Linked DNA regions of Homo sapiens: region 1 is linked to region 2. Evidence: chromatin loops called from intact Hi-C (ENCODE). Cell type or tissue: MCF 10A. All regions are shown on one strand.

The links. Hi-C counts contacts between places; a loop is a spot of excess contacts. Peaks named below come from ENCODE experiments on the same cell type or tissue, not always from the same donor. Only the 100,000 strongest peaks of a DNase experiment are listed, where the experiment ranks them.
Region 1: it touches region 2 in a loop (4-fold over the local background); 5 of 110 quality-filtered maps call a loop at or near these places.

The regions. Positions count from the first base shown.
Region 1 is chr2:158,686,561-158,689,060 of GRCh38, reverse strand. All of the region lies in intron 1 of PKP4-AS1 (PKP4 antisense RNA 1), which reads left to right. Among named protein-coding and RNA genes, the nearest start is that of PKP4-AS1, 47 kb to the left of the region's middle. In MCF 10A, no CTCF peak of the experiment used is centred here; no DNase peak of the experiment used is centred here.
Region 2 is chr2:158,459,835-158,462,334 of GRCh38, reverse strand. The region is part of intron 1 of PKP4 (plakophilin 4); the gene reads right to left. Among named protein-coding and RNA genes, the nearest start is that of PKP4, 4.1 kb to the right of the region's middle. In MCF 10A, a CTCF peak has its summit at 1,495; no DNase peak of the experiment used is centred here.

The DNA of each region.
Region 1 (2,500 bases), 230 kb before region 2:
TTCTATTGGGCTTTCCTTGACAGCTCAACCCAGACTTGGTAGCTGCTAACTGCTCCGATGGACTCAGGAATGTTACAAATTCTTGGGGGCAATGGCAGACGTGTCAGCCCCAGATTACCCCACAGTGCCCAGAACATTGAAGGAAGATTGCCACAGACATACAGTGAGTCGCAGCGACTCTCATCTGGGTGGCTGAGGGAGGCAGCTGCTGCCTCAGCCTACATGGCTTGCCAGTCAGGAGCACACAGAGCTGTCTCTAGGGAGCTACTTTTTAAGGTCAGGTGTTGGCCATACATGGTTTATCATTATTTTTGTTTTTAGCTATATAACCTTTGCTAAAATGATCTCAGGTGGACATGGAATATAGAAAGCAGCGCACAGTGGGCTGCTCTTGGTGCAGTGGGGAGAGGCACCTGGCATCCCTCCCCTTGACTTTCGCACTTCTGTGGACTCCCCATGGCTCTACCCCATGGAGATTGGAAGCTACCAGGAGGGTGGGGCTTCTGACCATAGATTGCTGATGGTTACTGGCTTTCCGTGGTTAACTTTTACACTATGACATGGAGCCTGACTGCTGAGGACTCCTACCTCTAGGACAACTTGAGCTTGAGAAGTTTCATCCAACCTTACTTATCTTTCATGCCTAGGAGCCCTGGGTACTATGGCTTCTGCCCAAGCATGGGAATAATACAACACGTCTCCAGCTTGGAGCATACATTCATAGGAACCGAAGAAATAAAAGTGCAGAGGTCATCTATCATCTTGGGCAGAGACTGAGAGTGACTTCCTCCTATCCACCCCCTCCTTTTCCTTACTAACACAACCTACATGAGTAGAGGTGGCAATAGGACCTGGTAAAGATTCCTTTTCCAAGTGTCTCTTATAGATAGGAATGGCCAATGAGATGTATGGGCAGGGATTCAAGGAAAGCTTTTTTAGGGGTTTTGACTCAATTGCCAAGCTCCACTTTCCCAACTCCTTTCTCTTTGTTGAGGAATGAGGATGTGATGGTTGGAGCTCCAGCAGCTAGCCAGGAAGCCATGAGGATGAGGGTCCTACCCAAAGAGTAGGATAAAGCTTACTTTATGCCATGAGGGCATTTGTGGAACCCCATACTAGGAAGACAGACATTAGACTTTCTGTGGTCATCTCTTTATGTGGTAGAGGAAAAAACTACAAATAAAACCTCTTACAACTTGTCTTGTTGAAGCCTCAATTTTGGAATTTTTTTTTTTTTTTTTACTGCCAGCCAAATGCAGTTTCTCAGTGATGATATATCATCACCACACTCACTGATGTGGCCTCAGAGGACAATATTTGTAGCTTCAGGTGGTTTAGCATCAGCTTTTCTCCAATTAAGATGTTATATATCGACAGACCTGATTTCAATACCACTCCACCTCTCCTCTGATAGCCTTTTCCAAAGCAGTGTTAATTTTCAAAGAAGTGATTAAAAGGTTACGCAGAGATGAGAGGAAAATGAAAAATGAGAACCTCACCATTTGCAAGCTGAATAAACACACCATTATCTTTTGACCACAGTGAGAGACAAGAAGGAGACTGCTGGTCACTGTGGCCAGCCATAATCACAGTGATTTTGGTGGACACATATTTCATCCAGCCTTACTTATCTTTCATGTCTAGGAGCCATGGGAATAATACAACACAGGTCTCCAGCTTGGAGCATACTTTCATAGGAACCGAAGAAATAAAAGTGCAGAGGTCATCATTCAGTGATAGAACCTCCTGGTTTTTGTTTTTGTGAAGGCTCAAAATGCTTCCCTCATAGCACAACACAACCATTTCTACGATGGCCAGGACCCCTCCTGTGATCATCATTTCTAACCTGGAACCCATGAGGATTGAATCCTTTCCTCTGGTCCCCAGGAAACTGGGCACACCTCACTAGGTTCATTCTCACCTCTGGAAAGGAGAGAGCTGCCCTGGGTTGTGCTGGCACAACCACTGACTCTGGAGATCCGAAATAAAGACCCTAGAGGGGTTTCGTCCTCCCTGAAGTCATTTTATTAGATTATTACTCAGTGGGTGGCAGCTCCTCAAGGCCTTGGAAGCCAAACACATTACATTTCATTGCCAGCAAATAAAGGCACATTTCAGGGGGCTTCTGGGGAGTGAGTTAATAGTTATAAGGGATTTCTGAAGGAAGAATTGGATATGTTCCCACTGATCTCAGAATTACACCTTTGACCCAGCATAAGTTGTGTTTTATTTTCTAAGACAATGCATTGGTCAGCTCTGGAATCACTGGATGTGAATGGAGGGTGAAATAGCTCATCATATCATTAAGTCTTTATCAAAATTACCCCAAGCATTGGATGGGGCTTTAATAATGAAAGAGCTAGTTATGGCTCATGCAAACGATTATGACAGCACAAAATGCTTTTTAGTGATTTCGTTAGAATTAGGCAATAGCGATAGGCACAAACAGCCACTTCGGGGACATGCCAGCTGCTTCCAGCAAAGCTGCTGACATGAAAAC
Region 2 (2,500 bases):
TGAGCTAAAATATAACTTAGATCAATATAATCCAAATTGTATTTTTAAAAGGAGGAAGCTATCATCCAAACATTAAATGGTTTGTCAAGGTAATAAGGTTTAATGGCAGATCTCCTAATTTCTGATTTGGGATGCTTTTTACTTCCCTCATGCTTGCAATTCAGACACAGCTTGCAATGGGCCAAAACTTCAGATACCACCTAGCCAGTGTTTCAAAAGTCTATTTGTAAACTGATTGTGGGTTTCTATGAAAAACTGCATTCCAAGTTTCGGGCCAGGCCCCAAAAGCCTGCATAGTACCCTGATAGCCTCACTTCAAATACATATTTTACCTAACCTTCATATACAGTATCATTTTTGTGTCAAACCCCATACCTGTTTTAAATTCAACCTGGAATACAGGACACCAATGTCTACATTTTATGTACATGGTCTCAGGCCATAAGGAGCTTCCTCTGCCTTGCCAAGCTCACAGATGTGGTGATGGCATAGTGTGTGTGTGTTGTGGCAGGGTGGTGGGGGCAGTGTAGGGGCACAGATGAAGGAAGAGCAGTACTAACACCATTAAATATTTGCAACTCACCCAATTTATATTTAGTGGAGAGGAAACTATAGAAGTCAAACATGCCTCAGATGTCAAAGAAAGGTGCTTCCCCTGGCCCCCTCCCTCCCTACCCTATATTGTGAGTTCTGGATTTTGTGAAGACTGTATTATTCTATATCTAGCTACCTGGATTGGCACCCACCCAGTCACCAGGCATTATTCCATTCAGGAAAAATGCTTTGCAATCACATGACTTACAATAACTCAGACACTTCCACATTTTAATTTATATATTTGGTAGTAATAAAATCTCACAATACAATCCCTAACAACATTTTATCAGCTGCAATGAATCATTATATATGAGTCATAATAAACTATAATGTTATCAAGACTATGAATAATAAAATGATCAGTGATATAGCCAACATTTATTGGTATATCAAACAAATCTGAATTATGAAAAGGAAAAACAACAGGTCAATGATGAAGAAAATGTCTGCAACATTCCTAAGTTTAATTGAAGATCACCATCATGTAACATCCCCAATTTAGTAATGGTAACATAGCACACTAAATTAAGATAATTCCACTGAATTATTAAAGTGACAAGGTAAGAAATATTTGAATGTTATGCAACTTCTGAACTGAAACCAGCAAGTACATGAATTACTGTTCTTGGCAACTTAGAGCCTGATTACCTTACCTTGAAATAACCCTGTTATTTCTTATCACTGAGCATCGAACTGACCTGCTGACTGCTATCATCACTTCCATTGATGTAAGAATGAAAGCTTACATCCACGTATCTTAAAAGTTTTCCTTCTTTTCTCTATTTGCAGCTGTCTGTAGTGTTGTCTGGCTGTGAAATAGTTATTTAATTCTCCAAACATACCTAGTCCTCTGGTGTTATGTTTCAGATTCTTCTTCCCCCTTCAGTGCAGGAAGGGCACTACAGAATCATTTCACACATTGAAGGAGTAACTATCTCCCTGTACACTTGAAGGCGTGAAGGCAAACTTCCCAAACTGACATACAATACCATAGGCATTTATGCCCTAAAATAACCCTATAGTAACCTCTATTTTACCTTCCATTTAAGAATGAAGATATGATGTCCATTTTAGAATTAAGCAAGGTAGGGAATTACTGCTCAATTGAAACAGAAAGAAAAACACATTAGATTACAGAGCATTCTCAAAATACCTTAATATTTCAAAAGAGTCAGGTAAGAGACTAGACTTACCTGATGGTTGGCATCATCCAGGGTATGAATATTATTTAAATTGATCCCTGGGTAACAGCATGGAAATTACTAAGGTCAAAAATTGCCAATAATTGCATTTTCAAAAATTAAAGCGAGTTTCAAATTTTTACATTAAATTTACTTTGCCTATTTACAAGAAAAGGAAGAAAACTGCGATTCTAATTTAAACCTAATCCAAATACTCAAGGTCATAGAAATGCTAAAATTTTTATTAAACTGAATTTGGTAGTAGTTTCTTTAAATTCATATCATGTCAGAACTAGTCACAAAATTAGATTTGATTTATTCAGCTTATAAATGCATTACTGCTGCAATAATGTATATAATTTTACTTTCTGGCTGAATACTAGCTGCCCCTAGTTTCTTCTTCCCTTGTTTTCCATCAATACTCTGCTCCCTTATCTCCCTCCAAAAACAATACAGGTAAAAATTAAAATAATTGGATATTTAGCTTTCCCAACTTAGACTCTTCAGTATAATACATAAGACACCAGATGCAGCACCCTCTCCTTACATAATAGTAGGGGGTGGGGAGGGAATGCACTTTGGTCAAAATACAATTTCGGTTATTTTCAATTGTGTAGGATCACTAGTTGAAAAACTTCCACTCTTTGAATATCTGTAACAAATAGAAAGCATTTCTAACTGAAAGGTTACCTTTACCTGAAGCAGGCAAAACTATCTGCACA